Linked DNA regions of Homo sapiens: region 1 is linked to region 2. A link is an interaction called in ENCODE POLR2A ChIA-PET data of the cell type or tissue named here. Cell type or tissue: CD4-positive, alpha-beta T cell. All regions are shown on one strand. Links, peaks and the distances in the headings refer to the core of each region. The heading gives the core; the rest is flanking DNA.

Region 1 (5,378 bases), core at 246-5,245, 61 kb after region 2:
TCTGTTTTTCACAGAATTAATAGGAAAGCTACTGCTCATAGCAAATATATTCTTCACTGCAGTCTATTACAGTGAGTCCTCACTTAACATGGTTTATAGGTTCTTGGAAACTGACTTTAAGCTAAACGGCATAAAGAAACCATTTTTACTGTAGGCTAATTGATACAAACAAGTTAAGTTCCTACAGCACATTTCTGGTCAAAGAAAAAATCACCACGCTTCTAAATAAAGACCAAAAGACTTCTAATATTAAACACTGAAATAAATGTAAGCCAGATATCCATTTAAGTAAGATAAATAAAAACAAGTTAAGAGAACTATTTACCCAGCTTTTGGTGAACTGGTGAGTGACGGTGGTCATAGCGGTAGTGTGTTAAGTCAAGCAATAAATGTTTGCAAAGCAAAAATTGTTAAGGGGCACCTCCTACCATCATGCAGTTCAAAAACTAGCAAGAACAACTTTGGCAGGATCTCTGAATACTTTTGTACTGCATAGTTTCCTGCTATGCATTTGTATGATTGTATACTTTACAAGTTTTTATTTTATAATGATTTGTATTCACTTATTCACTCATTTTCCAACCCACTTATTCCAGCTCAGGATCATGGGTGACTGGAGCCTATCTTGACAGCTCAGGGTGCAAGGCAGAAACCAACCCTGAATAGAATGCCATTCCATCACAGGGTGCACACACATACACACTCACTCAGGGACCACTGAGACATGCCAATTCATCCCATGTGCGCGTTTTTGGGCTGTGAGAGCAAACCCGAGTACCCAGAGAAAACCCACGAAGACCTGGATTTAACATGCAAATTCCACGCAGACAGTGGTCCTGGCTAGAAATCAATTTTTTTCACATAAACGTTATGATGAAATGATGTTGAACAAAACGTTATCTGAGGAACTGCCACAGAGGCAGAGCACACCTTTTATCATTTAGGCAAACTGTGTGAAATCGTGATTCACGAAAGGCAAACATGGGGATCTGACACATATCAAAGGCAGGAAATTCCAAAAGACAAAGGAACCTAACACATTCCTTTGTGCTTCCAATTCACACCTCACTACCTCTGGGTTTTCATTCCATCTGTTCTACCATAAATACTTTGAGAATTCCATTTTTAAGAGTGTGAACAGGGTTTCTGACTTGGTCTATGTAAGTTTACCACGCCTGAGGTTTGGCATCCTTAGTTTGAAGCAGGCCTGTGGGGTGAGCTCAGGTTAGTAGGATGCAGGCTAGGGCTTCAGTCCTCTAAATTCAGCTGTCTCCTAGGCCCAACCTCACCCTCAGACAGCCAGAGATAAGTTCTGGCTTATATTAGGAAACACCTTTAGCATCTCAGGGGACAGCTAAAATTCCCTTGGGTCCTCTTTGGACATTTCACAGCCTTAAGTATCCCTTCCTTATTAGGTACGACCTAGGCCTAGGATAGACTTAGCTGAGTGGTCTCTCAAGTTGAGCAAGGGGCAAAGCAGTTTCCCCACCGGCAACCCTACTCAATGAATCAAGGCACCAACCCTCAGGTGTAGCACAAGGAACTGAGTCCAGATGGATGTAATCTCTTTACTGTCAACTGCACGTTATTTGAATAAAGAATAAAAAGGTACCATATGCATCATTACAAGTTATAATGCACATACATGTTGTTAAGCGGTGTTATATACAAGCCTCTTAAAATTTGCTTGGAAACAAATTAAAAGGATGTCATCAAGTTTGAAAATTCTGTTTTATTAAAATAACACCCCCCCAAATTTTTTTTGGAAGGAATTATGAAATGCAGGTTTTCTTTAGAATACCTCTAAGCTAGAGATTTTTCCATACTGTGGGGCTCAGCTTTTAAATCCCCCTCCCTCTTTACTGTGGCCAAACTTCTTTACATCAAAATCCATCAGGCCCTTCTCCACGCAGCTTAGCCATGATGTGGAATATAGGAGGAGTTGGGTTCAAGGCTTTGCCCCGCTCCACCACTGAGTGTTACAGATGGCATCCTAGTCATTCCCACACCAAGCGCTGTAGCCACAAGTGCCAAGAAAGGTCGCCTCAATGGGAGCTTCTCAACACGCTCCCAAAAGCCAAGTATCCTGGATGTGGGACAAGCAGCTTAGGACTCCAGCAAGGGGAAGGCAGACCAGGTTTCTCCAGTGGGGAAAGTAAAAACCTCTCCCCTACTTGAGGACTGTAATCAGTCACCCTGGAAACCAAAAAAGTACTTACAGGCATTTTGAGAGTTTAAAACTGTTAAAGGGTAGCAGAGCTTTTCCACTGTCAGGACTAAGAATTATCCAACCAACATACAGACAAGGAGAGGACAATGGCAAGAGGAAATGGGCCACTTTACTGAGACCAGCGTGATGCTCAATGTTTATAATGCTGCTTTCCTCCTGTGGAAGATGAAAAGAAAGTACAAAAAGAGGGGGTAGACTTTTAAGTACACACTATCAACTCAAGCCACCCAGCTGTTTAAGCTCTTCCTGTTATGCAACCACCAAAGGCAATTTCTAACTCTAGATGAGTTCACAGTTCTAAAACTGTTCTTTGAGTCTGACCGATTTAACACATCCCACAGATTTAAAAGGGGCCAGAGTGGCCTAAAATCTTATAGCCTTTACTTAAGCTTTTTTTGGGGACAATGCGCTCCATAATTTCAGAGACACTATGTACAATGGTAATCCCTACAGTTCTCGATCACCTTTTCAGTTTCCTCTTGAACAAACTTCAAAGAAGAAATATCCAAGAAGGAAGAAGGCTTATTTGAGCAAATCAGGTGTACGCACTGTAGAAGTTTAAGTTTGATTAAATGACACAACATCTAATAGTCGACAGACTGAGCTATTAATAATAAACTATTAAAAGGTTGAATCTGATTTTGCTAAATTATTTCTTGCCATTACCCCACTACACTTCCTCATTGGAGAGTGAATATTTACTGTAGGAATAGACCTGTTCAAATAGGTCAGTTGCTGTCAAACCAGTAACACGTCCCCTGAGCCAACCCTTCTATATCTATCTCCTTCTCAAGGAAGCAGAAATAAAGTCAAAAACACCTCAAGCCTTATAAAAGGAAACAAGTTGAACATCCTATTTCCAGACCTCCCTGCCGATCACTCGGACAGCCCGTTCTGAGGGGGGATGGGAGATTCTCACCATGCACGTAACACAAAACACAATCAAAATCTCAATAACCAAAACAAAGGCAAAAAATGCAACTGACCATTAATTAAACAAAAAAATGCAGATTACATCTTTCTGCCATTTAAGTATAAAAGAGTAGAAAAATGTAAAGATGCTAGGCAAATTCAACTCCATACCAACTCTGAACCTCCCCACGTCCCCCACCAAAAGCCACAATACAGACTTTATGAACAAGGGTATCCAGAGGGTAAAAGGACAGAATACGGGGAAATGGGAAAGGTGTAATCACTGTCATTCGGATTGAAAAACAACTGAGCTAGAAAGTCATAACACAATCAAACCTAGCAAGATAGGATTCAAACAGCAAAGGCGCTCACCAGATGAAGTGTTCGATACATAGAGTCACCGGACTTGTCATTGTTTTCAATCCTGGGCTTGCGCTTTATTTTCCACAGTGCAGACATCATCAGGAATGTATTCTCATGGTAATTAATTCTACCACCTGACGTGTTCAGCACGGAGACAGAAGTTTCTTAAAATATTCCCAGAGCACCAAACGCCTCCTAGCTCTGAAGAGAGCATCCTCTCATATGGACGTCCCATGCTGGTTTTCCCATGAAAATCTACGGCCACGTCTCAACGCAGCAAGGACAGCGACGGTGAGACCCCGGAGCTGCACTCGCTTCCCACCAGTGCCCTCTGGGAAGCTGTCAAAGGCTAAACTGTGGACCAGAACTCAGGCTTTGATTTCACCTGGCTAAACAACAAAAGTTCCAGAAAGGGAGAGCTGAAACTGGCAAGAAAACAAAGCACAAAATGCCTCCCCGGGATGTAAGCGTCTCTGCCCTGCAGCCTGAGATCAGCTGATTGGCCAGCATCCTGCACTGCTCAGGAATATTAAACCTGCCCGGCTCCGACAACTTTCAAGGTATTCCACACTGAGTCAAGAGCAGGCAACTAAGAAAAGTTGTGTGTGTGTGTGTGTGTGTGTGTGTGTGTGTGTGTGTGTGTTTAACAGTTGATAATTTCACATTTTTCCACTCATGCTTTGTTATAAAAGCAGACATTTCTGAGACAAAAACAATATGGATGAGAAAGAAAAAGTCATTCCTAATGGAAATGTCCTGAAAATTATTCTAATACATTTGCTAAATGGAAAACACAATCACAGCTGCCAGGCGGCCTGGAATGCATGACACATGACCGCACTGCCCTGAAGCTAATTAGCATTCATCTCCAGAAACAAGAGTTTTCAATGAGAAGCAGAGAAAAAAGTAGCCAGTGATGATGAGGCTTTTTGAGGTTGTCACCCACAGTCACAGGAGAGAGGAGGCGGCTCAGAAAGAGAAAGGCTGCTAGACTGTCCCTGCAGTGTGACATTCCCCTGCCCCTCCCCAGCGGCTGTGACATTCCAGTACCACCACGCTCAACAACAAGCATACAATTATTTACTTGCTCAACTCTAAAAGGCCACACATAGCAAAAACTGCTATTCAGTACAAGTGCAAAACATACAGAACTCCAACATGCTTTTTCTTTATGCTGACCGATATCATGTAAAACAGTCCATTTAGAAAGAAACCAAGAATATTACACAAAATCAACAGCTCTAACATATTCAGCTGGAATAAAAAGTGATTATTTGTTTCTGTTTATTTAGTTATTTACACATTTACATCTCTACACTCAGCCTCGTGCATTCAGACAAGGCTAAATCATGCTTCCGAGTTTAGACAGCTAACGATTGAAAAATTAATTTTCAGCTTATTCTCAAGAAAAGCTTCACACTTATATAGGAGACGCATCAAAAAATATTTAGCCTTGATCAAGAAACTTCAGGTGTTTTCTTGCTCTTACTTTAAATCATAAAAAGAGACACACAGAAACATTAAGCATTAGGAAAAAATTTAAGTGGTTTATGGCTGTATATATAAATGGCCTACAGCACCACTAATAAATTAATTCCTTCTTTTTATGAAACCCAGTATTTAAAACCAGATGTTAACAATCTGGACACAAGGTAGTTTTAACATAGCCACTAACAAGACAAGACCTGGAGCCAAACCAGGTTTGCATCCTGGTTTTGTCATCACAGAGCTGTGTGACCTTCAGCAAGTCGCTTAACCTCTCTGTTCCAGTGCCCTCATCTATAAAATAGGGCAGATAATAGTATCTCCCTCAAGAGTGTTGTGAGGCTAAGATGAGTTAATATGGAACAGTGCCTAATATATACAAGACCTT
Region 2 (5,378 bases), core at 127-5,126:
GAGTGGCATGGGGGTTTGGTGTACAGATTATTTCAGCACCCACATAATAAGCACAGTACCCAATAGGTAGATTTTTAAATTATTTTTCTTTTTCAATATTGTTTTTGCTATTTAGGGGCACTGTGCAATTACGTATGATTTAACAATTGGCTTTTTCACTTCTGCAAATAAGGCTGCTGGGGAAACTATTTTTCAATAACTAAACTGAAAAGATCTTAACACCTAATGCAACTTTTTTCCAGATACTTATAAGTTTTCTGGAAAACCTAGTGACTGTACATGAAGAATCAAGTTAATCAGAGAGCAGATACTACCCGTGACAAAATGTCTAAGTAATGAGACTATTCCTGCTCAGGAAATAAAAGCGAAAAAAAAAAAAAAAACCTGTCTCATTTACATGTTCAATCAATCCAATCAATCACCAGTGTTTATATTTCTATTAAACTTCCGTAAAAGCCCAAAGCAGAGTTTCATTTTTACTTTTTAAAATTCTAGTATCTTTGCTAAAAACAATGCCTACGAAATAATGTCTTTGGGAAGGATGTCACCCAAGCCGATACAACCAAATAAGTTTTGATCCCAAAAGTGGTCCCATGGGGAAGAAAGTATATTCCCAAAGAGGATGATTTTACCCAAAAATTCTCTACGGCAACTGCTGCGCTCAGAATAGGCTTAACACATGCATACATACATACATCCACACATCTACACACACGCATTCTAATTCCAATCCGGTCACATCTTGGTTTGGAGTGAAATTTTTTACAAGCATATTAGCTACTTGTTTATTGTTTCCTACATCAGCTTTGTTGTCTTATATATGAGACTCTGTTTCCAATCAGCTTGTTTCTGCACAGGCCTTCAGAGCGCCCAGCACAGCCCCAAGCTCCTGTGGCAGCCTCACCAGCTCATCTGTTCTACCTGCAGCCTTAGCTTGTTCTGCACCAAGGCAACAGTTTTTGTGAATCAGAGTTTGAAAGCCTGAGAAATGGCCGTGCGTGTTGGCTGATGCCTGTAATCCCCGCACTTTGGGAGGCCGAAGTGGGCGGATCACGAGGTCAGGAGATCGAGACCATCCTGGCTAACACGGTGAAACCCTGTCTCTACTAAAAATACAAAAAAAGTTAGCTAGGCATGGTGGTGGGCGCCTGTAATCCCAGCTACTGGGGAGGCTGAGGCAGGAGAATGGCGTGAACCCGGGAGGCGGAGCTTGCAGTGAGCTGAGATCGCGCCACTGCACACCAGCCCGGGCGACAGAGCGAGACTCCCTCTCAAAAAATAAAAGAAAGAAAGCCTGAAAAATCCAGCCCCACCGTGTGTTATCTCTACGTCACCCCGGGTGTGTTAGCCAGGGTCCTCTAGAGGGACAGAACTAATAGGATAGATGTATATACACAGGGGAGTTTATTAAGGAGTATTGACTCACATCATCACAAGGTGAGGTCCCAGAACAGGCCATCTGCAAGCTGAGGTGGCAAGGAAGCCAGTTCAAGTCCCAAAGCTGAAGAACTTGGAGTCTGATGTTTGAGGGCAGGAAGCATCCAGCACGGGAGAAAGATGGAGGCCAGAAGAGTAAGCTAGTCTAGTCTTTCCATGTCCTTCTGCCATTTTTTATTCTGGCCGAGCTAGCCCCTGATTAGATGGTGCCCACCTAGATTGAGGGTGGGTCTGCCTCTCCCAGTTCACTGACGCAAATGTTAATCTTTTCTGGGAACACCCTCACAGACACACCCAGGAATAATACTTTGCATCCTTCAATCCAATCAAGTTGCCACTCAGTATTAACCATCACACTGGGTCATAACCCAAAATGTAGTTCCCCGCAATCATCTGACACCTCCTCTCTCCTTGTGTTCCTTCTGCTCTGTGCCCTTTGCTTCTCTTCCTCCCAAATCATCCCCTTGTGCCCTCTAGGACGTTCAAACCCTGATGAAAGGCCGGCTCCATCCTCAGGCTTCATCACATCACTCACTTCCATATTGCAGCTTCCTGGGTTTGCACCCAATTGAGTAAAGCCCAGCACACACATCTACATTCCAGTTGCAAGGGGTGTGTGGGAGGGCTGGGAAAGGAAGCTGACCAGATTTTACCTTTAGAAAGCAGGACAATGCTCCCGAGGTGAGACGCTATCTATGCAAGGAGGGTGTTCAACATTTGGACAGCCACGGCTGGAAGATGTCCACTACCCAGGTTTTCATAGTCATAGGCAAGGGGAAGTTGTGGCAGTGGAGGATTCAAGATAATTTTTTTTATTTTTTTTTATTTTTTTGAGACAGGGTCTTGCTCTGTCACCCAGGCTGGAGTGCAGTGGTGCGATCTCAGCTCACTGCAATCTCCACCTCCCGGATTCAAGCCATTCTCCTGCCTCGGCCTCTCGAGTAGCTGGGATTATAGGTGCCCACCATCACGCCTAGCTAATTTTTGTATTTTAGTAGAAATGGGGTTTTGCCGTGTTGGCCAGGCTGGTCTCGAACTCCTGACCTCAAGTGATCCGCCCTCCTCAGTCTCCCAAATTGCTGGGATTACAGGCGTGAGCTACTGCACCCGGCCTAAATTTTACAGGAAGCAGGACTCAGTGATGGATTGGATGTGGACTACAGAGAGAGATGACTAGTTTTCCAGCCTGAGCAACCTGAGAGAAGGTGAGGCCATTTACTGAGATGACGGAAGAAGATAAAGTGAAGGTGGAAATGATAAGTTCAGTTTGGGACATATTGGCCTTGAGGGGCTTTGTAAATTTTCAGGTTCTGAGGCTCCAGTGGTGGCAGCAGCAATCACCCGTGGCCTTGTGTGTGGCACCCAGCATCTGTTCTAATTCCATCCATCACCAGCTGATTCTCATTTCCCAAGCCTTTGTTCAGGCTATCGAACTCCAGGGATCTGAGTTACCCTCTCCTATTCCTAAACACTGTCCCCAGCCAAACCCCACTTAACCTAATTACTAGGCATGTGAGCCTGGGCAAACCGCTTCACTGCTCTAGGCCTCGGTTCCTCATCTGTAAAATGAGAGGGTTACAAAATATGACGTCCAAGGGTCCTTCTACGTCCATTCTGGTTCTAAATAAAATGCGGCACTTTGCTGATCCACCGCGAGAGGGCACCAGAGAAACGTCCTCGCACAGGACCGCGCTGAAAGTGCCCCGAACCAGCCAGGCACGGTACCAGGCGGGATGCTGTGAGGGAGGTGGAAATAAGGTGGAACGCCATCCTTCCGCATCCTTCCGCATCCTTCCTACTCGGGCAAACCCTTAGATCTGGGAAAAACGTTCGATAAGCAGCAACCGCAGCCAACATTCTATTTATCCCCTTTATTTCTTTATCAAGACAAAAATCATTCTCCGGCTCTTCACTGCCAGAACCTGTTCGTTAAATGCACGAATTTTCAAGGTAAATTAGATCCAACTGGCACATTACAATCACCTGGATGCTCTTAAATACACCGATGCTCCGCTCCCAACCCAGAGCAGCGTGAGGGGCCACAGCCCTCCCTTTAGCTAAAAGATGAACTTGGGACAGATTCCTGCTTGGGACGGGTTCCTGCTCATCTCCCACTCCTGGACCCCGGAAACTCACAGCCTGGTTGCTAAGTCAGATTTAACTCCTTTGTGGACATTGCCAAAAAAGCTTGAGACGATCCTACAGGTCTCCAGCAGGGAGCACGGGGGTACACGTCATACCCTCAAAGCTGGGTCGGCAAAAAGCCCTTGATGCGTGGCGAGCTTGCTCTGTTATCCTTACTACGAGAAGCAGAGTGGCATCTTGCTCCTTGGATTTCTAGCATACAGTCCTGTTATGATAGCTAATCGATAAACTGTCTGGCTTGGAAATGCACGGTCTTCCAGTCTTTCCCTCTGTGTGCGGTCTAATCCCGGTCATGAACACGAAACACAAAAGCTGCTGTTTGTGGTGTGAGCCACACCTTCCTCCCTCACCTCTAAGATGGTGAGAAAAGATAAGCTTATCCGCCCAATTCATCTGACAGGGTTTGGGAGGACCAGATACATGTATAGGTACATGTTCTGAAGTGTATAATACAAATGCAATCTCCAGGTGGAATTATTTTAAAGGTGTGATTAATTTTACTGTTGATAATATAATTATACAAGGGTGTCATTGTTTTCAAGGTAACGTTCACATCACAGTGTTTTATTTACAATAGCTAAAATGTAAATGATCTAAATATCCAACATTATCAAATATCAAGTTGAGACCCTCCCTTTGTTAGCAAGTATTTGAGGACCTATAGCGTGTTAGTCTGTTTTTGCATTGCTATAAAGGAATATCTTGGCCAGGCTCAGTGGCCCACACCTGTAATCCCAGCATTTTGGGAGGCCAAGGTGGGCGGATCACGAGGTCAGGAGTTCAAGACCAGCCTGGCCAATATGGTGAAACCCTGTCTCTACTAAAAATACAAAAATTAGCTGGGCATGTGGCGCATACCTATAGTCCTAGCTACTTGGCAGGCTGAGGCAGAAGAATCGCTTGAACCCAGAAGGCAGAGGTTGCAGTGAGCCGAGATCATGCTACTGCACTCCAGCCTGGGTGACAGAGTGAGACTCTGTCTCAAAAAACAAAAACAAAAAAGAAAAAGAAAAGGAATACTTGAGGCTGGTAATTTATAATAAAAGAGGTTTAATTGGCTCATGGTTCTGCAGGTTGTACAAGCATGGCTCCAGCGTCTGCCTCTGGTGAGGCCTCAGGAAGCTTCTAATCATGGCAGATGGCGAAGGGAGAGAAGGTGATGTCACATGGCAAGATCCAGGGTTGCCGGGAGGTTCCAGACTTTTATACAACCAGGTCTCACGTGAACTCACCGAGCAAGAACTCACTTATCACCTGGGGATGGTGCGAAGCCATTCACGAGAGACCTGCCCCCGTGATCAAATCACCCCCACCAGGCCTCACCTCCAGTACTGAGAATCACATTTCAACATGAGATTTGGAGGGGGCACACGTCCAAACTCTATCATTTGGTGTGTCATCCCAAAGGGAATCTTTGTAACCATTAAAAAGTATGTTATAGGAAGATGCTTAATGATAAGGGGAACTACTCATGATGGATAATAAATGAAGGCAGATAGTACAATAAGGTACAATATGATTCTATTTAAATATGCATTTATATATGTGTATAAGTTAGACACGTGTATACATATGAAAATATAGGAGCAATACCCAAATGTTAGCAATGGTTATGTAGAGGCAAACCGGATCTGCCATATATGGGTGGCTTCTTGTGTCATTTACAGACAGAAGAACAGCTAATATGACAACTAAGTGGGTTTCCCTCCATTTAAATTTATTACTAATTAAATTGTGACCAGGTACAATGGCTCATGCCTGTAATCCCAGTACTTTGGGAGGCCAAGGCAGGAGGA

What was found. Peaks named below come from ENCODE experiments on the same cell type or tissue, not always from the same donor. Only the 100,000 strongest peaks of a DNase experiment are listed, where the experiment ranks them.
Region 1: POLR2A ChIA-PET joins it to region 2 with 5 read pairs; 4 of 35 experiments call an interaction of 5 or more read pairs at or near these places.

Annotation. Positions count from the first base shown.
Region 1 is chr21:31,156,931-31,162,308 of GRCh38, forward strand. The region is part of intron 16 of TIAM1 (TIAM Rac1 associated GEF 1); the gene reads right to left. Among named protein-coding and RNA genes, the nearest start is that of KRTAP19-8, 120 kb to the left of the region's middle. RefSeq lists an enhancer at 1,744-2,273. In CD4-positive, alpha-beta T cell, for the core only: no CTCF peak of the experiment used is centred there; DNase peaks (open chromatin) are centred at 2,461 and 4,453; H3K4me3 peaks cover 1,892 bases; H3K27ac peaks cover 3,415 bases.
Region 2 is chr21:31,095,637-31,101,014 of GRCh38, forward strand. No RefSeq gene overlaps it. Among named protein-coding and RNA genes, the nearest start is that of KRTAP19-8, 60 kb to the left of the region's middle. In CD4-positive, alpha-beta T cell, for the core only: a CTCF peak has its summit at 3,090 (motif pointing right); DNase peaks (open chromatin) are centred at 3,105 and 3,915.